2 separate regions of the Homo sapiens genome follow, and region 1 is linked to region 2. The links are chromatin loops, found by intact Hi-C in ENCODE. Cell type or tissue: endothelial cell of umbilical vein. All regions are shown on one strand. Each heading gives the region's core, and the rest is flanking DNA. Links, peaks and the distances in the headings are about the cores only.

Evidence for each region. Peaks named below come from ENCODE experiments on the same cell type or tissue, not always from the same donor. Only the 100,000 strongest peaks of a DNase experiment are listed, where the experiment ranks them.
Region 1: it touches region 2 in a loop (2.3-fold over the local background); 2 of 110 quality-filtered maps call a loop at or near these places.

Annotation. Positions count from the first base shown.
Region 1 is chr17:80,848,977-80,861,542 of GRCh38, reverse strand. It overlaps RPTOR (regulatory associated protein of MTOR complex 1), which reads right to left. Exons shown (of 34, transcript NM_020761.3): 12 at 5,996-6,079; 13 at 3,643-3,753. Among named protein-coding and RNA genes, the nearest start is that of CHMP6, 140 kb to the left of the region's middle. RefSeq lists enhancers at 3,077-4,006, 4,714-4,863, 4,007-4,937, 4,874-5,023, 4,760-5,054 and 3 more. In endothelial cell of umbilical vein, for the core only: a CTCF peak has its summit at 2,134 (motif pointing right); a DNase peak (open chromatin) is centred at 2,082.
Region 2 is chr17:80,661,789-80,678,944 of GRCh38, reverse strand. The region is part of intron 3 of RPTOR (regulatory associated protein of MTOR complex 1); the gene reads right to left. Among named protein-coding and RNA genes, the nearest start is that of RPTOR, 130 kb to the right of the region's middle. RefSeq lists enhancers at 1,682-2,206, 2,207-2,733, 17,038-17,156. In endothelial cell of umbilical vein, for the core only: no CTCF peak of the experiment used is centred there; DNase peaks (open chromatin) are centred at 7,074 and 7,744.

The sequences.
Region 1 (12,566 bases), core at 1,085-3,584, 190 kb before region 2:
ATGGGTGTAGGACAGAAACCACGTTTCAAAATGACTTCCTGCCAAACACCCTTTGTTTACATAATGTGGCTCTTCAGTGAATTTGAAGAAGAGTAAAATAGAAATGACCCACACCTCTCGCGTCCTGATCCACAAAGCCAAGCTTTCTGTTTAGCAAGAAAAGGTTTTAGTGTAACAGGGACAGGCAGGAGAGATGTGAGATTTACGTGGTGCCCCTTCCTGGTCCTGTTCCTGTTCCTCTATAATTTACACAGCAGTTTTCCACGTCCTGGTTCTGAGCTCTGGAACTGTGGCTGAAGGCAGACGGCCGAAGGCTCATGATTTTACAGAGGCAAATCATGGCCAAGGGAAGTGAAAATGACTTGTAAGAGCAAATGCGGTGATGGGATCAAACTCAGGGTTTTAACCTTAAATCCAGTGCTTTAGCCAATCTTTCAAAGCAGTCATTCTTTATCTGTAGTTTAATGGGTAGCAGGGAAAATATTTTGCTGAAATATATGGTATTCAGGTCACCATTATGGAGCGTTCTCTGGTCACAGCCAGGTGCAGAGCACTGGGCCCAGGAGGGTTCAAGGTTGAACTGAGGTCAAGGTCAACCTCAGCTGTGCTGAGAGGAAGAGCAGCAGCTCCCCGCATCCAGCTCAGGAAATCAGGAGCAGCTGGGAGAGATGGCAAGCACGGTAGCCGACCCGTGCCAGCAGAGCCATGGTCAGTGCCCCAGGCCCAGAAAAAGAGTGAGAGATCCCAGAACCGGAAGAGGGGCTGGAAGCTGCTTCTGCTTGGAGAGAGCATATACATAAAATCCTAGGGAATCTACAAGAACCAGTGAACTAGCAGAAAATCCCAGGGAATCTACAAGAATCAGCGGAACCAGCGAGAGGTCAACTGGTGCTGGGTACGACTGACGCCTGCCTCCAAGGTGGAAGCCCTCACCGTCCGCTTCGGCAGCAGCCTCCCCACTGCCCCCTGACTTCAGCTGTGACACCAAAGTAGTACGTGAGGACTTGGGGTGTGGGGAGGCTATGGTCAGGGCTGGGTGCAGGGAGCAGAAGGGCTGAGCAGGGGCCCAGGGGTCCGTGGGCAGCACAGTTGGGGACCTGATGGCCTGGGCTGGACTTGAATCAGCAGCGGCTGTGGGTGGGAGACACAGCAGTGGCTTTGTGTGGGGTGTGCAGGGCTGACGGGTGAGAGCGCACAGTGCGGGGTACGAGCCTGTGGCTCGGGGTGCCTGCCAGTGCCTGGACAACAGGGTCAGTGAATTTGGCTGAACAAAGCCCAACAGGGCAGCTTCAGCGAGCACAGCAGGTCCTGGTGGCCAGTGCGACATGGCTGACAGGGCTAAGGATGAGGCTGGGTCTCAGTGCCAGTGACTGGACGGAGGAGCTGACAGAATGTGGCCTGGGGAGCGCCGGGCAGCAGGCAGGAGCCCCGGGGGCTTAAGCTCCGTCCACTCTCCCCTCACCTGCCACACAGAAAAGGAAAGGGTGGTCTTCCCCGGCTCCAAGCCATGGCCTCTCCAAGGTGTTCTTGGCACTCTCCTGTACTTGCTCTGTGACTTTGCTAGACCTTCCATTTCCCTGTGTGGGCAAGGAGCTCCAGACCCGGCGCAGGGGCCCAGTGGGGTGCCGGCCCCTCGCATGGCAGCTATGTGGCCCCTGCTCCCTCCTGTGGGCGGCGCCTCACCAGTAAATAGGCTGCAAATTCAAGCTAACTTCACAGGGGACTTAGGAATTAAGAGACTTTGCATATGAAAGCCGCCTGACAGGGCGCCACACACACATGCACGCACAAGCGCCCACATACATGACCACCCCCGCACACACGTGCACACAGCAGCTGGCCGAAGTCCGGGGGGAACGTGGACCTGCTCCTACAGGCCTTCTAATGAGTTGCTGGGGCTGGTTTGCTTCAAAACCAAGCAGGGAGCAAAGCCAGCCTTGCCCTGATGCCGGCTCCTCCGTCCCGCTCTCCTCACCCGTGGCGGCACCCCCAGAGCAAGACTGACTTGGCTTCTTCCCGGGGCTCCCTGCCAACCTGGCTCCGAGCCCAGCTCTGTATCACACACGTGTGCCCCTCCGCACACGGACAGCTAAAGGCAAAGGCATCTCTGGGAAATCTTTGTCCCCAACAACCCTGCAGAGGGCAACATATCCCCCAACTCCATTCTCAGCACACACCCTTTGTTCTAGAATCTTCACGTTCTATAAATGAGCCCTTCCCAGACCCTTTGCACCACTCTGTACAGCTCTCCTCTCCACTGTGTCACACGAGGAGCTTTCGAGAGTTCTCCCGCAGCTGAGCCTTCCACATTTTCCTTCGAGGGTCTCGCCTGCCATCACCACTGGGTAGACGAGGTCCCCAGTCTTGGCATCGGGCCAGCCCTGCTCCTAGGCCGCACAGGGCTCCTGACCAGTTGTCTCTGGAAGGCTCCCCGAGCCCCAGCCGGCCACACAGGCTTCAGCCCGAGTCGCCTCTCCCAACCCAGGCTTGGTGCCGCCCTCCCAGCCCTGCAGCCCGACCTCCTCTGCCCACCCTCCTGGAGGAAAATGCTCTCCACCCCGTGTTTCCCTACAATCCACTTGACACCGAGGCCAGGCAATGTTTATAAACCACAGCTTCATTCTTTGATGTCTTTGTTCCAAAATCTGTAATAATCCCCATGCCTGCTAAATGAAGTTCAACTGTGTCTACCGGGAACCGTGCACCGTCTGCGTGGATGGGGCCTCCCTGCGTGTCCCCGCACACAGCCACAGGGAGTGGCCTGCCCTCCTCTAAATGTCTTCCCAGCCCTCCCTGCCACCTCCATGTTTGGACCCCCGCCCGACATCCACCCCCTCAAGGCCCTTCCTGGCGTTTCCAGTTCAGCATAGGCCGGGTCTCGCCCACACGACTTCTCAGCCCCACTCCTCTGACCCATCTCGCTGGTAGCTCCTGCAGGAGGTGACCCTGCCTCACAACAGGGCTGGTGTCACCTGCAACCCCTGCCAGCACCCAAGCATAAGCCGCTGGGGACAGGGACAGCTGACCTTGTGTCTCTCTTAACATAGCTAAATATGGGTCCCTGGCCTAGATGATTGAGGGGCGAACACATGGCTGCAGGGCCAGGGCTGATGCCCGTCAGAGAGGACAGAGCTGGACAGCCCCGTGTAAGGGGGTGGCCCCTAACACCTCGGGGCCTGGCCCAGACCACCTGTGCAGGGTTGAGGAGGGGGAGAAATGCAATGGTGGGCACAGGAGAGCCAATGCGGGGTCTGGGCGAGGCAGAGGCCAAGTTTATGCCATGGCGGGGTTGCTTCCAGTCAGGGTCAGGAGCACGGGGACAGCCTTACGGGGGTCAGACACAGGCAGGGGGACTGAGTGCAGGGCACCAGGGGAAGGCCAGGGACAGGACGGTGTGGGGGGACTGAGCGCAGGGTACCAGGGGAAGGCCAGGGACAGGACAGGTAGGTGACAGCCCCCACGACCCAGAGGTGGCTGCCGAGGCGGGCGCGTCCCACTTTACCCCAGAAGAGAGGAAGGGAACGGCGGTGCCTGGAGAGGGAGCGAGGCTGGAGAAAGGGCAGGCTGGAAACGCAGGGCTCGGCATCCCCAGAAGGGCCGGCAGGTTCACATCACTCTGGGGAGGAGGGCGGGGATACTCACGCTGTCCACTGCGAGGATCTTGGCCCAGATGAAAACGAGAAGTGGCCGCAGCTCTCGGGCCGAGCTCTGGAGCAGCTTCAGCACGTAGGGGAAGATGCCGACAGACAAGGCCTGGGGGCGAGGGAGGGCGTCAGCGCACCTGTGCCGCAGCAAGGGAACGGGCAGCAGCAGGGGTGCCACGCGGGACCAGCTGCGGTGCTATCTTCAGCACATATGGGAAACGCAACAGGAATGAATGGGCCTCACTTAAAGTAAAGAGGGGCTTCCTCCAGATTTATTCATCTCTGATTTATTCCTAGAAGCTGCCACATACTGCCAGCCTTGACTGGTGTCAAGAGACTGGAATGAATCGGGTGGCAGCTTTTCCTTGTGGAGGCGCAGGCTGCTTGCGCCTGGGGCCCTTGCCTGCCCTCAGTGGCCTCGTCTGCTCTTGGCAGCAGAGCATCAGGCACCTTCACTGTGTTGCTCACGTACGAGCCACGGCCACCTGTGACGGCACGGCCACCTCTCCGTGACGGCATGGCCACCTCTCCGTGACACCACGGCCACCTCTCCGTGACGGCACGGCCAGCTTGCTCAACACTCATGTTTGCACTTCAGATACACCTTGGGAGAAAGATGCCTGCCCTGGGAAAGGCAGGGAGGAGCGGGGGTTGCCCAGGGGCTCACTGGCGCCCAGTTCTGGCCATGTCATTCTCAGGGGACTCTCTGCCCTCAGAGGCAGGGGAGGGAGGGCGTGGAGGGCACTGCAGTGTGGAGGATGCCTGGCAAAGTACTGCTGCACTCCACAGCCAGGGGTTTCTGCTGTGTCCTTATCTCAAAGCTGCTGGAATTTCAAAGATATCCTAAAGGTATCACCTTCCAATAAGTGAGGTCCCCTGTAACCAAGACAGGAGGTGGTGGTGGGACCTAGGCCTGGGTCCCTTCCCTGTGAAAGGCCACATTTAACAAGGTATGAGCAGTTTCTCTGGTTCGGGTGGCTGGGCCCTCACCTGAGAGGCAAAATCTGTACCTGTAAAAATACCTCGTTTATCCAGCCTCGATTCATGTATTAGGCAAATTTCCAATGAGCAGAAGCTTAATTCTTTAAAGGGAAGAAACTGGTTTTAAAAAATTAACCTTAAAAATGAAACTCTTTCTAAACTGTTATGAATACATGCTTCCTGTCTTCTTAGAGTGCACGCAATACCACGCAGGCCTTTCCAGGATGACTAAGCGACACCACCACGCACACACCAAGTGACCGAGTCACGCCAGCCTTCCTCCGATGACTCAGGCCCTGACTCTGTTACAAGCTATTTGTGGCCTCAGGCACCTGGAGTGAAAATGGCCCAGTGGTGAGTGCTGAATGATTCTTCCAAGTTTTGGATGTTTTCTCTCGTCCTTCAGTGCTGGACTATCAATTACCACTCTTTGTCAACATTATCTGATGAAAATACTTAAATACACCAAACCCAGGTACTCACCACCCAGCTAGTGACAGCGGTTCCGCACCCACCGCCCCACCGCACCGCTCCCAAGCACAGTAAATTAAGGCTCATATGTCATGTGATTTCATTGGTGAATATTCAGTGTCTATCTCTAAAAAATTAGGTCTCTTTTATAAAAACATGATCCAGTTACCACACCCAAGAAAAACGAACAATGATTCTTGAATAACATAAATCCAGCACCTGTAAAATTTCTAATTGTTTTATGAGTATTCATTTTTGGAACTTCAACAGAACCAAGTAAGGTTTACTGTACATGGCAGCTGGCCATAGGTCTCTCGAGTTTCCTTGACTCTGTGGTTCCCTCTCAGCCTCCTTTTACTTTCCCTGTGAGTTATTTGTTAAACGCACGTCGCTTCTTGATCCTGCCTCTGCCAGGGTGTTTTTAGTGGCCATTACTACTCTGCTATAGAATGAGGAACCAGAAGAGCGTTTCCGAATTGTGCCTGCCATGATGGTGAGCAGACAGTGCTGAGGATCCAGACTCCTCCTGGGGGAAGCAGCACCACGAGGTGGGTGCTGCGTCAGGCTCAGGGGCGCCCTGCTCCTCCGCAGCGCTGGGGGCGGCTCAGGAAAAGGTGACCGGCCGACAACACACTCACTCCTATGTCTAACATCAGACATAAAGAGGGGCGACAACCCCAGACCCCCAAACGCCAGGCAGCACTGCAGGCTGCACGGGTACAGAGTGGGCTCCTTGAGGGCCTCAGGAGTGACAGGACACCAACACGGTGGACACACTCGCCCTGGGTCTCACGGCTGGGGGTGGCTCTGGATCATGAAATACGTGCACAGACTGAAACACGGAGCCTAATCTCTGTCCCACCTCCCTCAGCCCCCAGGTTAATGCGGAAGGCACGCACCAGGCTCACTGCCCAGGGACCCAGGTCCAAAAATCTTCCAAGCAAGTCCAATGCTCTCAGCCGGTGCACTTGGCTTAACAGCACCTGGAAGAACAAGAAGAAAATGGTATCACTGCAAACCATACTGGTGTGCAACCCCGAAACGCTGCTGCATGAGCTGCCAGCTTTGGAGCGGTCTGACCACAGTTCAGATCTGTCTGCTGCTTCAGTTACCTAGAGCTGGTGCTCCTTTCCTTACAAGTTCATGCTTTTAGACAGGTGAAGAAAACACGCTTTATGCCTTTATTACACAGATAAAAGATGCTCAATGTAGAAAATACTAGAACAAACATGCTTTAATTGCATTTAAAAAGCTAACCCACTGGTGACATTTAGGTATATGAACTCAGACATTGTTCTTTATGTCCACACTTCTCTTACTGATCTTGAACTAGATAATATGTGATTCTATTTCTCAGCTCCTTTTTAAACTAAACAATGCACTGTGAACATTGTTCATATCAGTAGGTATGTACTGACCATATTATTCCCAAAGGCGGCACAGTACTTCCGTTATGCAAATGTACACAATTCTTTTAAACAACTTCCCCAGTGATAGATATTTAAATTATCATCAAAATGTTCCTACTTTTACCATTTTTATTTATTTATTTTTGAGATAGGGTCTTGCTCTGTTGCCCAAGCTAGAGTATAGATGCCAGATCATGGCTCACTGCAGCCTCAACCTCCTGGACTCAAGTGATCCTCCCACCTCAAACCCTGAGTAGCTAGGACCGCAGGTATGTACCACCATGCCTGGTTAATTTTTGTATTTTTTATAGAGATGGGGGTCTCACTACATTGCCCATGCAGGTCTTGAACTTCTGGCTCAAGCAACCCTCCCGCTTCAGCCTCCCGAAGTGTAGGGATTACAGGCGTGGGCCATCATGCCTGGCCAAAATGCTGCTCTGATAAAGAAGATTGTGATCAATATCCTAATGGGTACATCGGCACATGTACATGATTCTTTTCCACTAAGATAAATGTGAGTATTAAAAAGGTAAGGTCGGAGCATATATACTTAAGTTACCAAATGACCCTGAGGCTGAACCCACTCACACTCTCGACGGCACGCACGTGGGCACCAGCTTCCTGCTGCCTGAGCTGGTCACCCAGCAGCGCTCACTGCGGTGTGACTCTGGGCAAGTTAACGTCGCTGAGCCTTGATTTATTAATTCATAAAACACATATAACACAACACCTGCCCACAAGGGTTTCATTAAATTAAATAATAAATTTAAAGCTTGTGGGACAATACTAGCCCATATTACACTATTATTAGCCAAAAGGACAGGTGAAAATACATCCTTTTCATCTGGATTTCTTGGATTTCAAGGGGAGTACATTTTGCAGGTTGATGGGCCATTTCCCCAGTAAACTTGCCCTGCATGCGTTTAGTTTTCTACTTCAAAATGTGGCTTTTTCTTATTGACATGTCAGAGTTCTTTATAAGTTAGAGTGGGCTCTGCCAGAGGTTTTGCACATACTTTTTCTGTTATATTAAAGTTCTACACTTTTTTTTTTTTTTGAGACAGAGTCTCACTCGGTCGCCCAGGCTGGAGTGCAGTGGCGCAATCTCGGCTCACTGCAAGCTCCACCTCCCGGGTTCATGCCATTCTCCTGCCTCAGCCTCCTGAGTAGTTAAGACTACAAGCGCCTGCCACCATGACCGGCTAATTTATTTTTGTATTTTTAGTAGAGACGGGGTTTCACTGCATTAGGCAGGATGGTCTTGATCTCCTGACCTTGTGATCCACCCGCCTTGGCCTCCCAAAGTGCTGGGATTACAGGCGTGAGCCACCGTGCCCGGCCAAGCTTTACACTTTTAATGGCATTACTTCTTTTGATTTTTTCCTTAATGGTGGCTATGCTGGAAGGCATGTGCATCGACTCCCTCCAACCTACAGCATTTCTATCCACGATGCCCCAGTCATCCAAGGGGTGTTTATGGGGCAGGTGCTGCGCTGGGTGCTAGGAGAGTGACCACAGACAGTAGGGACCACCTCACCCATCCTTCATGTGGCCTGGGAGACAGACATTAAACAAATGACCGCCCCATCACCATGCCTAAACACACAGACCCTGGGAGCCCCTGACCTGGCCTCGCTGCAGGCCTCGGAGGTTTTCCCTCCCCCCAGGAGAAGATGCACAGGACACAGCTGGGCAGCGGGTCCTGGAGGTGACATGAGGGGGTTACCGCGTTGCAGGTGGAGAGGCTGGAAAAGCCCGGGTGTCTGAGGATGCACGGGCTACCAGTATGACTGAGGTCAGTGATGGGGGAGGGGCCGGATAGGGAAAGGCCCCGCCGACGGCATGCAGAGAGGTCAGTTTGTTTTGAGATCCAGAAGCCACCAGCCGACGTTAAGCAGCAGTGACTGGTCCAGTGTGCTCGCTTTGGGGACAGGCCTGGCAAGAGGCTGGAAGTCGGGGAGGCGAGTGGAAGGGGGTGGGTTTGACCAGGGTGCCAATACGGAGATGGGGAGGAGGAGACTGCAGCACTGGCCAGAGGCTGAGAGAAGAAGGGGTGAAGGAAAGCAAACTCTAGAAAAGAAGGTTTGGGATGAGTTTGAAAACCCTCAAGAGAGGCAGGGGAAAGGGACGAGGAGGCCAGTGAGGGTGGAGGATCGGGGGAGGGGAGAGGAGATGGCGGCCACCTGGGTCAAGCTCCTGGGGGTCGGCCAGCACGACTTCCACGGAGGAGCCACCGAGTCAGGAGCATGGGCCCTGGGGAGCCGTGGAGAGGGAGGAGCTTCCCTGTGGTGGGAGAAGAGCACTGGCAGGAGGATGAGGGGGACAGGGAAGGTCACAGGTGGCAGCAAGAGGAGGTGGCTAGCCAGGCTGGAGGGGCAGATGGGGTATGGAGGGGATCCCAGCATGTCCAGCCTTGGGGGCAGAGAAAGAGCAGTGGGAATGTGGCCTCACTTCCCTTCTATGTGCCCGGAGCCAGCTCCCACGCTGGGTTCACCATGGACCCAGGAGTGGCAGGTTCCCCGTGCTGGTGATGCTGAGAGTCTCTGATTAAGAGGCTGGGAAAGGAACGTGGGACTGCTCGCAGGATATGTGAACTGGAACCGGATCCCTCTCCTATGCTTAACTCGGGGGCTGTCGCATGCCACTGCTGCCTGGAACTCAGGTTTGAGGGGCCAGTCGGAGGAAAAGCACTGGCTCTGGGGCCGGCTAACCTGATGTTAACCCTGCCTCCATCTCTGCCCAATAATTGGCTTAGATTCCTAACTTCTGGAAACTTCAATATCATTATCAAGAAAAACGGAGACAACAGTACTTGACTTGGGCTTATTCTCAAAGTTCAATGAGGCAGAGTCCGTAAAGCGTCTAGCACAAAGCTGTGTGCACCAAGGTGTCCAGCGGATGTAAAGTCAGCATCATAGTGTTCGGCTACCAGATGTCTCCACCACCCAAGGTTTTAAGGACTGACTCTCTGTGTGTAGGGAACACTAGGCTGCCTGAGGCTCAAGTTTCTAGATGACCCAGGGAGAGGAGAGGAGGCAGGTCTCGCCATGGCTGCAATCGTCAGAAATCAAAGACATCATCAGATCTAAAGCTTACAAAGATTGTTTTCTGATTCTTTTTGTTTTTTTCCAACACTGTAAATAAGGACAAGGCTGTTTCTAAGGTAAATAGTTGCAGAACAAATGGAAAAAGTGGCAGGACGGGGCGAAGAGGTCTAATCAAGGCCAGTTCCTGTTACTGTTTTACCAGGACACTAGCCCAGCAATAAAGGTCTCCTTAGAATGTGCTCCTTACAAACAACAAAAGCAAGCGGGACGCTGGTTCACAATCACCACCGTGATGTGGTCCCGAGTGTCCCACTGTAGGAGCTGCAGGTGCTGATGAAACACACGCGGGGGCCTCGGGGGCCCACCTGCCTGGGAGTCGGCGTCGGAGGTCCTTGGGCAGCATGGGATTTGGTGCTACAATTATTTCATTTGCAAAGAAACATCGTCAATAAAGAGTATTGGCGGAAAGGTTAAGTACTGTTTTTTTTTTCTCAAACATTACATCATCTTCCTGCCACCTTTTGTTGATTTACGATTTTTAAAAACTGAAGCCAACATAAAGCAAAGTTATTTTTAAAATGGGATTGGCTTTTAGAAAAAAAGCCAATGTTGTTTCTGTACTTAAAAACAACAAAACAAAAACCTCCTGTTCCGGACCATCCCACGATCTATGGAAATTATAGAAGTAAATGATGGTGAGCTGAATGAGTTACTGAGATTTATTTTCCACCTGTGGTAGCCCAAACTAAAGATTAATCATGGTGGCCGGCATAGAGGCTCAATACTGTAATGCAAACACTTTGGAAGGCTGAAGCTGGAGGATCGCTTGAGGCCAGGAGGTCGAGACCAGCCTGCCCAACATGGTGAAACCCCGTCTCTACAAAAAATACAAAAATGAGCCGGGCATGATGGCACATGCATGCAGTTCCAGCTACTCAGGAGGCTGAGTCAGGAGGGTGGCCTGACCCCAGGAGTTGGAAGTTGCAGCGAGCTATGATCATACTACTGCACTCCAGCTGAGGCGACCAAATTAAAACAGAATTGCTAAGGTTATCAAATTTCATTTGCCTTGTATATGAAGAGAGTGCTCAGACAGGCATACTGGAAGAGCTGCTTCATAAGAAAAGATTCTCCAGTTCCAGCCCTGGAGTGCCAGGTGCTGCAGGCCAGGGTGCCTCGGGCACCTGATGAGCAGGGCGGTTTTGGAGTCCCCGATGTACATGGTATGTATAACATCACTCTAGTTTGTCATTCTGCTGTCACCTGATAACAATCCTGTACTTTCAGACCCCACATTCTATTTGTAAAAAAAATGATGCACGGAGAGAGAGCAAATAGACCTCCTAATGAAATGCTCACACTGATCTGTGACATCTAGGAAAAGGGACTAAAACTTCATCCTATAAAATCACTCTTGGCCAGGTGCGGTGGTGCACACCTGATATCCCAGCTACTCTGGAGGTTGAGGCACAAGAATCACTTTAACCCAGGAGGCGGAGCTCCGGCTGCAGTGAGCCGAGATCACCCCTCAACAGAGGACTGGATGAGGAAACTGCAGCGTCTGTGCATCATGGAATACTACTCAGCCAGAAAAAGAATGAAATCGTGTCTGTTGCATCAACATGGGTGAAACAGGAGGCCATTATGCTCAGTGGAATAACTCAGAAACAGAAAACCAACTGTTGCATGTTCTCATGTATAAGTGAGTGGGAGCTAAACAACGGGTCCACAGGGACACACAGGTGGAATAACAGGCACCGGAGACTCCAAAAGGTGCGAGGGGCTGAGGGCTGAGAAATTACCTATGGGGTATAATGCCCACTATGTGGGTAGCAGGTTCACCCAAAGCCTAGACTTCACCACTACGCAGTGCATGCATGCAAGAAACCTGCACCCGTATACCCTGGATCTATTGAAAAGAAAAAGGGCCAAGTAAATAAATGAACACATAAATATCACTGTCACCTTTTTCCTGAAAAAGAAAGAAGAAGAAAAGTCACTTTCTCCCCTCTCTTCCATAACCTAGGCGCTCTTCGTTCCCCTGCCTGGGCTTCCTGAGCCACCTGTTGGGGGCACACAGCACTGAGTTCCGGGCGAGCTGCCGAAGCCAGAGGGCAAACGCACCCCACAGGCCACGAGAGTCCAGAGCTCCTCGTGAGAAGACGGTGTTCAGGGCTGGGTGCGGTCGTTCACGCCTGTAATCCCAGCACTTTGGGAGGCCGAGGCGGGTGGATCACAAGGTCAGGAGTTCAAGACCAGCCTGGCCAAGATGGTGAAACCTTGTCACTACTAAAAATACAAAAAATTAGCCGGGCATGGTGGCGGGTGCCTGTAATCCCAGCTACTTGGGAGGCTGAGGCAGAGAATTGCTTGAACCCAGGAGGCAGAGGTTGCAGTGAGCTGAGACCGCGCCACTGCACTCCAGCCTGGGCAACAGAGTGAGACTCCATCTCAAAAAAATAGACACCATCAATCAAGGGTCTGGGCAAAACAGCAATTTTTTTAAACATTGTATCTTCCTTCTTGTTCCTCTGTTGATTTATATTTTTAAAAGGCAGAGAGGATATTGAGGCTGGAAAGCAGGAAGGGCCTGTTCCATGCTCACGTTTACAGGAGGGGCTGCGAATCAGCCGGACCTGATGAGACACCGTGCGTGACCCTGGAGGGCCACCAGCCACTGCCTCTGGCTTAGGGATGAAGTGGCAGGGATTCGGAAAACCGGAAGCGAGTGAGAAAACTCCCTTTCCCTTAAGTGATGTTTTCTGACTTGCCAAGGCACTAGAGAATAATTTAAGGATAACAGGGCCCAGGCTTTGGCAAAAATAAAGGCTTTTAAGAGAAAGCGCGGGGAAGTGAGCCGAGTTAACGAGAAAGAAGCCACTCCCGGGGGGTACGTCAAATGAAGCCGATACCCCATTACACTTCATCTTTCCCTACTTTTGTGTTAGGTGGAGGTCCGCCCATTGATCCCGGCTGGGCACAGCCAGGAAACAGACCCTCCAGAGGGAGGAGGA
Region 2 (17,156 bases), core at 5,649-8,148:
CAAACATCGCCCCCACCCCACACAGCAGTGAAAGCCACTGGCTTGTCGGGCATGGACAGCAGAGGGCTGCGATGACACACACAGACAGAGAGCATCTCTGGAGGGCCCCAATCCACGCACACTGAGGAGTCACTGAACCGGAAAGATCGCAAGTGACTCAACACCACGATACTGCAATCCCAGGGCGCCGCTCCTTCCACCTTCTTCATGCATTATTTAAAAACCCAAGAACCAACAAACAACTGCACAATCTGAAGTTAGAAAACGTGAATGGGTGACTGTCTATTCTGAGTCAGGCGTTGCTCTGGCTCAAGTATAAACAGGCATAACCACTGCTTTCCTTTCTTAATTTTTATCTTGAAATAATTTTAGATATTCAGCAATGTTGCAAAGCTAGTACACATGGCCTTAACCCAACATGCCCGACCATTAGGTCTTACATAACAATAGTATAATTAACGAGACCAGAAACTCATTTGTACAATACTATTTGTTTGTTTTTTGTAGAGAAAGGGTTTTGCCATGTTGCCCAGGCTGGTCTCGAACTCCTGGGCTCAAGCCATCTGCCTGCCTCAGCCTCCCAAACTGCTGGGATTATAGGCATGAGCCACCACACCCAACCTGTGGTTGTCCCTGTCTACAGGACACTAAATTTCCCCTGCTGATTCTTCTTCCTTTCGCCATCCACCCATATGTCAAAAGGTCCTTCTCCTTCCTTTTTGTCTTTTTCTGCTGCAAACTTGTACCTATAATTTTCTGTCAACTACCTACAACCCAAGGTGGACAGAGCCTTGTGGTAGTGGGGAGATGGAGAACATCAGGAATTCCATGTTGGATTGGGTGTTACCTCTTTTTACGATTTTCAAGTTGGAGTATATTGTGTCTTTCACACTGAGGACATGGCTTTTACAAAGTTTACTTTTCTCCTTCTTGTTCTTCTACATTATTCTGGAGGAAATACTTTGGAGACAGGAACCTAAGACACAACCATTTCATCAGCTACCTGGAAGTCCCCATCCCTTATTTTCTAGAAGACTAGAGACCAGTGAGCAATACTGATATCAATCCTGCTACCACGATCATCGCAACAACACACCATACAGTTGAAGACAATGATGGAGTAGGAATCATATCCTGTGAAAGAATAAAGGAGTAGATCTTTCTTGGGGTTTATTTTGTTATTCTTTTGTAAGGTAGAAAGGATTAAGGATTTAGGAACAGTTTCCAAAGAAAATGACATCAACAGCAAGACTCGATGCATGAATAGAATTTAACAAGTTGAGGAAGAGAAAACTGCCCAGCAAACGCCTGAAAAGGTGGAACACACTGAAATGTCAGCAGTCAGGCTGCAGTCTGGTGAGAGGGAAGGTGGGAGGTGAGGCTGGAGTCTGGTGGGAGGTGAGGCTGGAGTCTGGTGGGAGGGAAGGTGGGAGGTGAGGCTGTGGTAGAGAGCAGGGACCAGATCAAAAGCAATTTTTCCTCCCAGGTAAAGAGTTTAGACTTTGTACTGGGGCCAACGAAAAGCTGTTAAAATGCTTTAAGCAGGCCAAAATCCCTCTCAAATGAAACCTAGAATGTCTCCAGAGTGGAGAGCAAGTGCCAAGTTTAGGAATTACTGTTCAGTTTTTGGGTTACACTTTCTTTACTGCACTTCAAAGACATGGAGAAGAGTTATGACAGCTGAAGAGCATAGAATTGAAGCATAGATTGTGTCTCTCAGAGCACACTGTCAAAGGCAAACGTTAACATGGCAGTTAAAAAAGAGGTATATTCACTGCTAAAGATGAGAAAATGATTATTTTTCTTATCACAATAAGAGCTCATCACAATAAACAACCAAAAGAACAACATGGCATAATGCAACAGCGTGCCCCTGAGAGCAGCCTTCCCGCCCTCCCAGGTCCACTGGCACGAGGCAGTACCTGCTCAGGAGGTGGGAACCGAAGTCCCTCACCTTTCTATATGTTTGGGTTTCCGGGATCTACCTGAAACTGATTATTAAAATACAGCTCTCCCCCACACGGGTGACTTTATGTCAGATGAGGCGGCACTAGGTAAAGGCCACCAGGCTGCAAATCAGGATGCCTGGTCCCGCTGTGCCCTGGCTAGCGATGAGCCCTGCACCTCCCTGACTCTGTTCTCCATGAAATACACAGGGACAGAGCCTGAGGCCACTGAGGCCTGCCCGGTTCTGCTGCAGTGGGGACCGCAGTTCAGCCACCACGCAGGCTTCCAGGCCTGGAGAAGCAGCCACCCTGCTACTTTACTTTTGGTTGCAGTTAATTAGCTAATGCTCCACCTCAAAATCCAACTGTATGCAGTATTCCGACCCTGCAGACCCCTCCAGATGCTGGCACACCCGGTCCAGCCTCACTCACTGCGGAGACAGGGCACTGGGTGCAGAGGCACCCAGGAGCTGGTGCTGCCTCATCTGCCCTCAAGTGTCAATTCCAAGACGACCCACAGCGCTGATGTCCAGAGGTCCCGGGGGCCCTGATGCCTGGTGCTGGCTACCCCGGAACAGAAGAGCTGCTGGTTTCTTGACACGCTGGCCATTTTGTTTCTTTTGATACTATTTCTGAACTGTCATTTAAATCAATAGCCGGGGGTGACTCCATCTACACAGTGATTCACTTCCCTCAGAAACTTTTACATTTAATCAAATCCCATTCGCCATTCATCTTTACTTAACCACTTCTAACCTACTGGAACTTTCCATATCGATAAAGCAGCAGTAGGACATTACCATTTTGCATAAACACGACAAACTCCTTAGCCTCACACTAAGCAAAGGCTTGCTGACCTATCAATTTCCAGAATTACCTTCAATTCTTAGTAAACAAAACTATCCACCTAATGCGTATAATAATTTATCACCAGAAATGGCTACACTTGATACTAGACACTCAGCTACATTTTCTATTTCTTTCAGAATTGTCTGCTTGTACACCTTTCAGATTTTGTGATTTAGTGAAATTCACACTCTCAAAAGTATTTCATCATACCTCTTAAGAGTAGGCTCTTGAAGAAACAAGCAAGGAAATCACATCTGCGGTAATAAAAAGACCACAAGCACAAAATGTCCAGCAATGTGGTGGATTCAGGCTCCAGGTTCCTCTCACTAACAAGTGAAAATGCTTGGAGGTGGGGGGCAGACAAGCAGGCAGGGGCACGTTCTGAAATTCACGGATGTGCTGGTGTGAGAGCAGTGAAGCTGGGGCCAGCCCGGTGAGCAGAGCAGCCGGGTTCTGCGGGCCCGAGCCCGGTGAGCAGAGCAGCCGGGTTCCGCGGGCCTGAGCCCATGAACTGGAGTGGGGCGTTGCAGTCATGGGCGGCCTGAGGGGCAGGAGGCAACGCCCAAGGCCCGTGCTGGCATGGTGTCTGAGGGAGGGCATCCCTCCAGAAGAGTGGGTGTGCAGAGGGCTGCAGACGCAGAGCAAGGTTTACCCGAAAGTAAACCCACCCCACCGGGGCACTGCAAGGAAAAGTTTCTGCCCCTCAGCCTAGTAATAAACAGAGAGGAGGGATGGCTGGCCTTGACCCGGGTGTGATAGAAAACCTCAGACTGTCAGGACCTGTAAGCACTTGATAGAAGCAAACTTCATAGTCCTAAAAGAAGCCAACTTCATCCCAAGCTTCAAAGATTTCACATACTTCAATTTCAAAGGAAAATAACTGTCAAAATTTAAAAGGACATTAGGAAACAGGCACCATGACGAACAGCCAACAAAAACTGTAGCTGAATCAGATACAAAAAGACTTCAGACATCCAAATCAGAAATAAATAACTATACAGAATTTGTAAGAAAAAAAACAACTTAAAATGAAAATGGAAAGGCTTCAAAACAGACTGGACATAGCTGAACAAAGAATCTGCGAACTGAGAATCATCCTAAATCTCCAACACTCTCACAGCTTCTCACAGCGTGTCTCCTGCCCTTCTGAAGCCAGGGGTGACTGAGTCCTAGTTGGAAGCAACTGGTCACCTGAGTATTCTACCTCCACGTCAGGACGATTCATTTCCATATTCTTAGTGTATATTTGATCATATCCCAAGATGGGTGGTATTGTCATTTACAAAAGTGTCTTGATCTTGTTAGACCTTATGTTGAGAAGTTGTTTTTTTTTTTTTTTTTTTTTTTTTTTTTTTTTTTTTTGAGACAGAGTCTTGCTCTGTTGCCCAGGCTGGAGTGCAGTGGCGCTATCTCGGCTCACTGAAAGCTTCGCCTCCCAGGTTCATGCCATTCTCCTGCCTCAGCCTCCCAGGTAGCTGGGACTACAGGCGCCGGCCACCAATTTAGAACCAATTCAGAAGGATTACAGAAAACTCCAAAGCAAATGCATTCTCTTCTGGGCGTGGTGGCGAGATTTTAGCTAAGCTCAGGTAGAAAAGAAGAAACTCAGCATCAGCCAGGATGGCGCCTATGCCAGAGGCTGTTCGTTTTCCCCAGTATCCACCCCACCCTTCCATAACTAGAATCCCCAGTTCTTCATTTGCACACAGGGTCACCTAGATATTTTCCAGCCTCCCTGTGAAAGTGCTGAGTGTAACTTTTAAGAAACATCCTTAAAGGAAAACAGTGGGGTCTTCTTCCCTACTTCTTCTTTCCGGAAAGGTGAAATGTACAAAGGGTTTTCATGTTCAAGAAAAAAAACTATGCACGTACTTCAAAAAACATTTTGCCCCAAAATAAACTTATACTAACTTGTTCCATAACATGTGTAAACAGGATCTAGTTTGAGACAGTAAGAAGGATAAGATATTAGTTTGAAAGGAGCCCTTATCAGAGCAACACAAATTCCGCTAAAATTGAAGCAAGAACAAACATCAAGTTTATAATGAACCTTGGGTGGGAGAATGGTGAAATCATTGGTGCTTTACAAAAAGTTGATGGGGGCAATGCACCAAAGAAATCAGTAGTTTTCAAGTGGACAATTAATTTTAAGGAGGGCCAAGATGATGACACTCTCAGTGGCAGACCAACCACACCAATTTGCAAGGCAAGACTTCATCTAGTTCATGCCCTAAGTGAAGAGGACTGACAATTAACAACACAAACAACAGCCAGTATCACAGACCTCTCCATCGCGCTTACACAATTCTGACTGAATAATTACAGTTGAGCAAACTTTCCATTTGATGGCTGCCAATGCTGCACTCAGATGAGCTGCAGACCAGAGCAGAGCTTTAGACAGAAATCTCAAACAAATGGGGTCAAGACCCTGAAGGATTTCTTTGAAGAATTGAAACAGGAAATGAAACACGACTTTCCCAGCAGATCCTGAAGACAAACCACAATCAAAGCGCCGGCTACCAAGAAGTGGCTCCATCAAAGCAAGAGCAATCTGGATGACAGCGAAGGTCACGGCAACCGCTCTTTGAGATGCTCAAGGCATTTTGCTTGTTGGCTTTCTGGAGGCCAAACAACGATGACAGCTGCTTGTTACGAGTGTTTGAGAAAGCCTAAGCTTGAGCAGAAAAATGCCCAGGAAAGTGTCACCAGGGAGCCCCCTCCACCTCCACAGTGATAACAGTGCTCCTGCTCATTGCTCGCATCCAAAACAAGCATCCAACAAGGGGAACTTTGTGACAGTTTTCATGGGAAACAATCATTAAAAATCTGCCTTACAGTCCTGATTTGGCTCCTTCTGACTTGTTTGTTTCCTAATCTTTAAAAAATCTTTACAGGAAACGTATTTTTCCTTCTGTTAATAATGTAAAAAGAGGGCTGGGCGTGGCGGCTCACACCTATAATCCCAGCACTTTGGGGAGGCCAATCACCTGAGGTCAGGAATTTGACACCAATCTGGCCAACATGGTGAAACCGCATCTCTACTAAAAATATAAAAATTGGCCAAGCGTGGTGGCACACGCCTATAATCCCAGCTACGTGGGAGGCTGAGGCATGAGACTCGCTTGAACCCGGGAGGTGGAGGTTGCAGTGAGCCAAGATTGCACCACTGCACTCCAGCCTGGGTGACAGAATGAGATTCTGTCTCAAAAAATAAAATAATGTAAAAAGACTGTATAGACACAGTTAAACTCCTAGAACCCTCCGTTCTTTAGGGACAGATTAAATGGGTGGTATCGTCATTTACAAAAGTGTCTTGATCTTGTTAGACCTTATGTTGAGAAGTCTGTTTGTTTGTTTTTTGAGACAGAGTCTCGCTCTGTCGCCCAGGCTGGAGTGCAGTGACGCGATCTCGGCTCACTGAAAGCTTCACCTCCCAAGTTCACGCCATTCTCCTGCCTCAGCCTCCAAAGTAGCTGGGACTACAGGTGCCTGTCACCACACCCGGCTAATTTTTTCTGTTTTTAGTAGAGACAGGGTTTCACTGTGTTAGCCAGGATGGTCTCGATCTCCTGACTTCGTGATCTGCCCGCCTCGGCCTCCCAAAGTGCTGGCATTACTACAGGCGTGAGCCACCGCGCCTGGCTGAGAAGTTTGTTTTTTATTTTTATCTTTTAATTCTTTTTTTGCATGAACTTTTTGAAGTCCCCTCATATATGCAATGGCTGGAGCTTGAGCAGCCATCTTGGACAATGAGGTAACCATTTAAAAAAAAAAAAAAAAAAAGAACCTTTGCACAGCAAAGTAAACATAGGAGGAGCCCGAGGCCTTGCTATGCTGGAGCACTAAACAGCCTTGGAATGACTACTTCTAGGGAATCTTAATGTGAGTGAACAAACTTTAATTTGAGTTACACAATTGTTATTTCCTCTCCCCTGTAACTCTCAGCCAAACCTAATCTTTATACTGTGAGCATAAAGAGATCTTAACCTGACCTTCACAGAGGAGGTATCCAGGGCCACTGTTCCTCTCCAGTATCCGAGTCAGAACACTTCGTAATATAGTATCTGCTCAAAAACTTACCTTGTGATATTAGCCCTTTCTTTAAAATAAAGATAAATCAACCTACGAACCATTGTATTTTAAAAAGAAGCAATAGATTCAATGTACAATGGAAATAGCTACTGGCACCTAGCCAGGGACATTTAATGCTACAACAGCTACTTGGAAATTAAGCCTCCAGTTATATATTAAACAATGACAATAATTGCCTCCTTCAAAAATTCCACGGTCATCTTTGTGCGCAAAGAACACCACGCACACCACAATCCTTTTCCCCTACTGGTTACACCTATTTCAAAACTGAGAAGGTGATTCTACTGCCAAATGGAATGACTAGTGACCAGAAGACCATAGGTCAGCCTAGAAAGAAAAGGAAGGCTGCAGATGGCATGCCTGGAGAAGTGTGCTCACTTCTCCAGTAAGCCCCAGGTTCCCTCACAACTATGCAAAGCTGCTTCTCTTACCATTATTTGAAGGATTTTTGAAAGTATCCCCCTTGTAATATGAGTGGACCCCCTTCCCCAACCGACTTAAGTTCTTTTTTAAAGGAATGCTAATCTGTCGAAAATCGTTACAAAAACATGACTTGTGCCTGCAGTATTCTACTCAGCACTATTGACAGAGAGGGCAAATAGACACATCAAATGTCAAGAGCAGGAGGAAAGAAACCAATAATTAGAGAGTGTTCTGGCAAGAGGAAAGAAGAACCCAATAATTACAGAGTGTTTTGATTTAACCGAGATGCTTCAGCAGGAACACACTCTCTCTCTCTCACACGCACGCCCATAAATTTGATTATCAGGAACATTGGCGCTTCCTACTGTGCCGAGCCTGGAGGAAAGGCCATCGGCTGCCGGGCAGCACAAGGACGAAGAGCACAGGCTGCAGAGGGCACTAAAGGCCAGGAGGGGCCCGTGGAGCAACACGGCAGAGATGGTGAGCCCAGAGGAAGCAGGATGTGACTTGGACTCTGAGAAATGAAAGAAAAAGAAGAGAAATTCAGGATACAGCAAAACAGAAGAGGAAATACTGGGCCACGCTCCAGGGCCCACGCTCTTCCCAGGGCCAGGTGCTTTAGGGGCTCAATATGGAGGCAACCGACCTCCAGGATCACTGACCCCGGCGAGGATAAGTTCCAGTGTGCAACCCAGCTCCACCACAGAGAGGGTAACAAGGACGAGCGTGTGCTCCCCTAGGACCAGGGAGAATCCATTCCCCTGACCGAGGAGACCCTTGTGGCTACCGGGGAGGGTTTATGCTTCAGAGTAATCAGAAATGAATGTGGGGGGGAGTTGGGGGGCTGATTATCAAGGGTCCCACAAATTCAACAACTACTGTGTGTCGTCTACAGGCAAACGCCAGGTGCTGCTACACTACACATCTATCGTATACCAGAGCTGAATGCGTGTGTGGACTGCGGATGACCACCTGGCCGGGAGCTGTAGGTACATCTGTTACCAAATGGATTACAATTTCTGGCCTCCTACAGCTCACAGTCAAGTGGGGAAGAGACCCTAAACACAATAAATACGAAAACTGCACAGTGTGTGAGAGGTAGCGAGTGCCATCAAAAAAATAGGGTACAAATAGAAAAAGACGAAGCAGCGGGCAGGCGTCATGTCAAAATCGAGTGCTGACAGCAACGCTCCGGATGGTTAAAAGGCTTAAAAAGGTCAGAAGCAGAAAATCTAATGGCAACAGTGGCATGACAGTGAGGCTTAAGTATAAAGACTGAGAATTAGAACAAGGAGTGGGAAAGGAGAGGGAAGGCGCAAATTCCCGACACGGACAAGGGACGGGTAGGACCTGGTGACTAAGTGGATGGTGATAAAAGAGGGACAATTTAAAGGTGATGTTCTCTGTATTATGGTCGGAAATGAGACAGTTGTGACAAGAAACTGGCTTAAGGTCAAACCTTACAGTGAACAAGAAACCAAGAAACCCGGAGTCCGGTCTGCAGTCGATTTCACTGAGCAAGTCACTTTCTCTGTCCCAGCCCCACCACCTTATCTTTCAGATGAGGGTAATGGTTTTAAACTATTATTCAGATCTCTTGTACATCTAAAGCTTCCAATTTTAGGATGAATTCCACTCAGACAAGACAAATCTAAAGATACCTGAGTGATGTTGTAGACTGTCTCAAATACACAATTTGAGCAAAGACAGAGGCCAGGCCTAAAGAGGCATTCAGAAATCAAACATGAAAGTGACGACTGAAGAACAAAAAAAATGAATTATTTGAATAAGTATCAGAAGTATCAGGAAAAAAAGGAAGGGAAGAGGAAAGAGAGATGATCCACAGAGGGGAAGAGCTCCTGGTGCAGAAGATTGTCCCTCCATGGAGAGGTCTGGGGGTCACCAGAGCGCAGGGGAGAAACATAACAAGGCGTTTTAAGAGTGAACTACTGGGCCGGGCGCGGTGGCGCACGCCTGTAATCCAGCACTTCAGGAGGCCAAGGCGGGCGGATCACCTGAGGTCAGGAGTTCAAGAACAGCCTGACCAACATGGAAAAACCCCATCTCTATTAAAAATACAAAATTAGCCGGGCATGGTGGCGCACGCCTGTAATCCCAGCTACCCGGGAGGCTGAGGCAGGAGAATCGCTTGAACCTGGGAGGCGGAGGTTGCGGTGAGCTGAGATCGCGCCACTGCACTCCAGCCTGGGCGACAAGAGTGAAACTCCGTCTCAAAAAAAAGAAAGAATGAACTACTGTATGCAACAGGGATGAGGTCAGGGAAGTTCCCCAGAAACCACTGGTGCTATTAATGCAGCAAGGGCAGCACTCCGGGTGTTCTGTGACTTACAGATTCCGTGCAAGGGCAAGAGAAGAAGAATTTGGACTCAGCTTTCAGGGAAGGCAGGCCAGGACCAGTGGCCTGTGCAGCAGCTGGGAAATGCCCCCTACCCACATTCCCACGCCCTAGAAAGCCCCAGAAGCCCCCAGCCCCTGGCTGCTCCTGCTGAGCCAGCAGAACGGGCAGGTCCCACCACCTCCCTCGGTGCACACTTAGGGTAGCCTGGCCTCCGGCAAGCGTGTCCCCGAGCAAAGCCCTGGCTGCAGGGGCACCTGGCTCTCCAGCCTCTGTGGTGTGAGAAGCACCCGGGAGGCAGCAGACCCACAGCACTGCCACAGCTACTAAAGCTCTTTCTTTCATTGATATTCAACTCGTCCTTTACAGAATACTGGACAGAATAAAATCTGACCTTTAAAACAGTTGTTCTTCTCTGAAATCATGGGAACAACATTCTCATGCTCAAACCCGAATGCGGACAAGCCGCTGTCCTGAGACTAAACTCCAGCAGGACCCGCTCTGCCTGTGATCCCTGGGGCAGCCGCTCTGCTGAACAAAAGGTTTCTAACAATAAACAATGAGGAATAATGACTGCCAGGTAGCTGGACAGAAAAGAGGAGATCCCTGTGACGCAAGTGACCTAAAGAGCTGGTTTTCACTTGTAAAAGCATAGGCATACGGCTGAGAACTGCTGAGGCGTGCAAACATGGGAGACGGGGGTGTCATCTTCTCTGACACTGGTCATTGTTTTATTTTGCTGTCTGCTTGTGAGGAGGTCCTTTCTCCAGAAGCCTGGAAGAATGGCCATGGCCGACTCTGGGAGAACAAGTGCATGCTGAGGGGACAGGGCGCGAAGACCTCCTGCGGCCACCTATCAAAGGCCTTTCTACAAAGAACACAAGCCTGCTCTATGACCTCAAGTAATACTTAGAACCCAGGCCTGCCAGCCTAGGAACATGATGAAAATTATCTCACTCTGTACTTTATAAAGGCTAGTAATGAGTAAAAATGGATGGAGATGGAAGAAACTTGGAGATTATCAGGCAACCTCTCAGTAGCCACCCTCCTTGACAAGTTGAACCCAAAAGAACTCACTAGGATAAACTTTGTCTAGTGGAGGCCCAACCTGCCTCTCCGCTACCCCTCAGGCCTGCTACACTAAGGGAAATGTGGTAACTGTTTACTGCTGTGGTATCTGAAACCTGCACTGAAGAACAGGGCAGGTTAGATGCCCGCGCCTGAAACCAGACGTTTCCTCTGTGCAGCTTCCATGTCATCTGTTTGCATTAAACCCCCTGTGGTTCCAGAATCCCATCTGAAGGTCGTTCTGCCCACGGCATTTTTGTTGCTGACAGAATGGCAGACCCTTGTGGATTTTCCCACTAAAATGATTTCACAGAAAGGTTAACTTTTTTCTAAATGCCAGGCTGCCGGTGGGAACCGAATGAATGAAAAGCAGTCACCTGCATTATCACAATCACAATTACACCACTCATTTCACTGAAAATCTTTCCAATCACCTCTGCAGGCTTAAGTCCAAACTGCAGTTAGTATCAAGCAAATGAAGGAGCCTCCATATTTGTCCCATGAAACCACAAAGAATACTAACATTCTCTCCCGTGTGTCAACAACTTGTTATCTTTGTCCCAAGAGACTCAGCTAAACAAAGGTCATGGGTGCGAAGGGCTTACTATTTGCTATGACTTCCACTGACATCTTTTAAATGGGAAGATAAATTATGCAACTTTATTAACTCTGGGCATCTTAAGTCAAAATAGTCAAGAAAAAGAAACTTCGAAAGTGGGATGAGTAGAAAAAAGAGCACCTCACGATGCACTTGTCAGCAAGGAAGGCGATCAAGTCCTTATTCTGTATCCACTCAAACACCTGTTCCTTATTCCAGTAGGAACAAATGCAGAGTCCAGCCTGCTCCTCTGGCTTCCACTGGAATGTCTGCTCACACTTTGCCCACCTTGCCCAGCCCTGGTCTCCCTTCGCTCCCAGCTCAGACGTCACCACCTCTATGGAGCTTCCCCCGGCTGTCCCCCTCCAGCCTCTCCAAGACCCGTCTAACTCTTCCAATGTGGTATGGACTTACTTCCCTGCCTCCCTGGGGGGCAACAAGCTGTACTGGAAAGATCAACATGCACCGGGGCAGGGATCCAGCAGAACCTACCATCAGCACTGGCACGCTGGGAAAGGGACGTGGAGACGGGAACGCCTTCCTCCCGGGGTTATTGGGAAAATCCAGGCCCTGATGAATCAGTGTCCTAACCACACAGAATGCACTCAACAAGTGCCACCTACTGCATTCCTTGAGTAGACAATTCCTGGAGTGCTGTTGGCTGGACTATAAAGCCTTCTCTGAGGATACGGTAGTGGCCTAGAAGGCTCGATCAGAGGACACGGGCAGTAATTCGCATGGCTTCTGGTCAAGAGAACTCGCCATCACCCTTCACAGACAGCATTCTTCCTTTCAAGGCGCTGCCTCAGTTTACCATCCACTCCTTAGGTGGGTTCTCGGACTGCTCGGCCACCCATCTCCCCACGAGGCTCTGCACCACTACAGCAGGGGCAATGTTGGGCGCTGCTCACAGAGGCTGAAGCACAGTGGAATCCCAATAAACATTTGCTGAATGAATGAATGAATGATGTTTATTTTCCCTATCAGACTTAGAATTCTTTGCCAGTAGGAGGTATCACTTATTGTTATATCCACAGCAACTAGCAAAGTGACGCATATATGGCCAATAATCAACATTTTGCTGCGTCCAACCAAGCAGTCATTTTCATCCTTGCGCCCTTCCTACACTCTGCCCAGGCTGTGATTAGATTCCGGGTCACTTGTTTCGGCCTCACCTATACTCACGGCAAGGACCTAACTCTTCAGGGTCACCCTGAAGACAGCGGTAGCTTGTCCTAGCACTTCTTCTAGTCTCCATCTTCTGTGTCTGCAGCAGGCTTGATCGAGGGAGAGGGAACAAGAGTCTTCTTAAACTCATAGCAAGAAGAAAGAGTAGATAATAAACGTAATTTATTTTGGCAAACCAACTTTGGAGAAGAATAATATTTTAGATAATATCAAGGAGAAAGAGTAGATAATAAACATAATTTATTTTGGCAAACCAACTTTGGAGAAGAGTAATATTTTAGGTAATATCAAATGGCAAGATTTTTACTATTTCATATTGAAAGGCATCGAAAGTATAGCTCTTTGAGGGACAGTCACTAAAAATAAAACGTTTGTCCTCCCTGCTCAGCCCACAAGTCCCAGTCAAGGCATGGTAAACATTTCACAACAGACGCAGGATACACGGGCACAGGCAGATGGGAGGGAGAGATACTCAGTGGCCTCCAGGGTTACGAGACAAACAAGACTTCCTTCATCTTTCCGACGAAGATCTTCCAAGAGTTCTTCATACTTTATATCATTTCTAAAGAAAAATTTTTGGGGGGCCGGGCGCGGTGGCTCACGCCTGTAATCCCAGCTGTGGGAGGCCAAAGTGGGCGGATCACGAGGTCAGGAGATCGAGACCATCCTGGCTAACACGGTGAAACCCCATCTCTACTAAAAATACAAAAAAATTAGCCGGGCATGGTGGCGGGCGCCTGTAGTCCCAGCTACTCGGGAGGCTGAGGTAGGAGAATGGCGTGAACCTGGGAGGCGGAGGTTGCAGTGAGCCGAGATCACGCCACTGCACTCCAGCCTGGGTGACAGAACGAGACTCTGTCAGGAAAGGAAAGGGGAAAGGAAAAGGAAAGGAAAGGACATGGAAAGGAAAGGAAAGGACATGGAAAGGAAAGGAAAGGAAAGGAAAGGAAAGGAAAGGAAAGGAAAGGAAAGGAAAGGAAAGGAAAGGAAAGGAAAGGAAAGGAAAGGAAAGGAAAGGAAAGGAAAGGAAAGGAAAGGAAAGGAAAGGAAAGGAAAGGAAAGGAAAGGAAAGGAAAGGAAAGGAAAGGAAAGGGAAAAGAAAAGAAAAAAATTTTCTCAAGAAGAAAACAAGCAGTGTGGTTAGGATGCACGCCGGTAATGAGGGGCTCCCATGCCTCCCTCCCTCCTCGCCAGGAAACTCAGGTCTTTGATGTGTAACAACCGGCAAACCACCTAATTAGGATAATGGAGAGGAAGCCCAGTAAAAACCAGAGACAGCAGGTGGGAGGAGCCACCGCACCCTCGGTTGACAACAGCAAAAACAGGTAAAGTCCTTGCCCAAAGATCTCAGTGATATCCTTTCAAATATTTTAATTGACAGATTAAAAAGAGGGAAGAAAGGAGGGAGAAAGGGGTGGGGAGAATACAGAGGACAGAAGCAGGAGAAAAAGGTCTCTGCAGCTCAGGGAGAAAAAAGCCAAAACATTTTTGTTCCTTTTGAGGAGTAATGCAGATTAAAACTATAACAACATAAATTATGTTTATATAAACATAAAATTTAGAAAAGTATATTTCACTTTGTAAGAAAAAATCCAACTCCTTCTGAAGCAAATAAACACTATAAATTTATCTCAGGCACTTTAGAGTTAACAACTCACATTGTAATAAACGGCCCATCTCCTAATCAAGCAAACTCCCAACAGCCATGATTCCTTTGGAGACTCAGACTCCCTTCGTCTTCACATCCCTTCATTAACCAACACTTCCCAAGCCTGCCAAGGTCAAGGATTCTGAGTGCTACTAAGTGCTTCTTAGGAGACCAGCAGGGACGGAGGAGGAGGTGGAAAGAGAGGCAGGAGGAGAAAAGGGGGAAGAGTGGGGTGAGGAAGAGAAGAAGGAAAGGAGGGAAGAGCAAGCACTGAAAGGGGAAGGAGGAGAAGGAGAAGGGGGCAGGCGCAGGGAGCGAGGCTGCAGGATGGTAGGCCATCGAGGAGGAGAGGGTGAAGCAGCAGCAACTTCAGTGGGAGGGGGAACACCCTAGCACATGAAGCAGAGAATCAATACTGAGTGTAAGAATTATTTTCTCAGGATTGCTTCTGTTACTTAGGGAAAAAAATAAACACAGCTAAATGCATTTGTGCTGGGCATTAAAGAAGAAATCGTATTTTTAATCATTAAGAAAGAATAGGAAGCCTCACAGCACATTTCAGGAGTCTGGAAGCCCAGCCCCCATGAGAAGGCAGACCTTCCAGGCAACAGGGCGCTCCACAGCCAAGATGGTTTGCACGTAAGAGCCCTCTGCGCTAAGTCATAAACACTCCACCACCCAAGTCCCTCCCAGACGCAGCCCTGGAGGAGGCCTGCATTTTGCTCCAACAGAAGTGAGTGACTCCTCCAAGGTTTCTGTCTCAGCCACCACAGGGTCAAGAGCAAATGCCCACGCGGCTGTCACGGGGAAGATGCAGAGCAGTGGGAGCCTGAGGACCCAGATCCTTGTGAGATGAGCCTCAGAACAAACACCCAGCGGAGGATGCTTCCGTGCCAAAGCAGGGCAGGCCAGCCCATCTTGTGCACACACCTGCTTGCACACACGCACACGCACAGAACCAGTCTCAAGCAGAGGAAGGCACAAGGCCCAATCAGGACAGGGTGAGCTCAGGAAGACAGAGGGGACTGTGACTGGGGAGGGGCTCAGAGGGGGTTTCAAAGGCTATGTCACCTTCCATTTCTTAAGCCCAGTAATGTGTAAAAGCAATTCATTCTATTATTTTCCACACGGTAAATAGATCCACGTGCACACTCCATAATAAGCACAAACATAAGCACAGGCTGCCTTCACTCCCTGCCATTCAGGAATGTGGACTGTTTGAGGGGAAATAATGTCAATATCTCACCTAATAATTCATTCAAAGACAACCAAATACCTCCCAGCTCACTGATGCCTACGCTTCCATGTCTCCAGAGTGCTGGAGGAAACTGTAAATAAAGATTCCTCTGCAGATTGCCTGGCTTTGCAAAGAAAGAGATGATTTTTGTCATTTTTGTCAATTTAGAGTGGCTTGCAAAATGTAACTGGAAACATACAACCACCCAATGACCTGCAATCCCATACACTCAAGAGAAATAAAAATATATGGTCCACACAAGACTTGCACCCCAACACTCATGGCAGCTTTATCCCTAAAAGCCAGTCACTGGAAACAGGTGCAGCGTGAACCTGTGGGAGAGGGAGGGTGGATGCACCCTGCGTGGATGTGCAGGCTCCGGGACACCCAGCAATGAGCTGCCGCCCGGACGAGTCTCAGAAGCCTCACCCTGAGTGAACGAGGCCAAACGCAAGAGCAAAAGAATACATCACATGTGGTCACTGTAGAAAAAGGTAAAAAATAAGTGAGGCCACCTGGGCAAGATTATGACAGGGAGAAAAGGCTGGCAAGGCTGATTCCACCTCCCTCCTAACCTCACAGGCGGCTGCCCTCACCCATTCCCGGATGCAGGCACAGCTAACCATGGGAGGAATTTAGTTTGCAGTTGAACTTTAAAGCAAGGATGATAACAGTCCCTCCCTAAAACTGGTCCCCTCCTGGTTCAGGGACTGAAACCACCTTTGTAAGACTATGAAAGGCCATGAGATTAGGATTATGTGAGGGGCCTGAATTCTGCTAAGATGTAGATGTCACTAATGATACCCAGCCATCATCCCTAGCTTGCCTTTCTATAATTCCTTGCTGCTCGGGAGTCGTGGCCAGGTTATAAAATTTGCGACTTCCCCAATTGCTCCTGTAGAAAACAACACATTACAAAACCTAAGACTGGAGATGTTTTTCAGAGTTTTGCGTTCTGGCAACCAACTGACCCCACCTGGACCCATCCTGTGGCCCCACCCAGAGGCAGACTCAGTGCAGAAGACCATTTTCCCCACCCCATGACTTCACCCCCCAACCAATCAGCAGCACCCACTCCCTAGCCCCGCCCACCAAATTATCCATAAAAACCCTAGTCTCTGAGTTCTCAGAGGGGCTGATTTGAGTAATAATAAAACTCCCGTCCTTCCACCTGCAAGGCTTTGAGTTAAATTCTTTCTTTACTACAATATTGCAGCCTCCGTGAATTGGTTTTGTCTGTGCAGCAGACAAGACGAACTCATCGGGGCGTTCAGTTCCATGGGCAAAACTAGCCTCTGGTGATAGGAGGCAGAAGGCGGCTGGCCTCGGCCAGGAGAAACTGACTGGAAAGGGGGCTGAGGGAGCTTTCTGGGGAGTGGAAATGATCTCCATCTTGCTTTGAGTGTGATTAAGCAGGAGGATACAACTGTCAAAACTCATCAGACTAAACACTCAAGATCTACGCATTTTACTACACATAAATAGCATCTAAAAATCGCCTGGAAAAAAGTTTTTAGAAAGGCATATGAAAAACGGGTGTTCTAAGCTTTAAGAGATTTAAAGAGACATGAAATATACAAAATGGAAAATAGAATGGCCCTTTCTGTACACCTCTAAATCTGTTGTTTTGACTGAATTACCGAGGCCCTGGTGTGCAGCGCAGTGAATCTCGAGCGGTGCAGGGTCCAAATGCCACGAGACTCGCGGCAACTCCGTTCATCACAGCCACTGTCTTGGAACCACTGGATGGA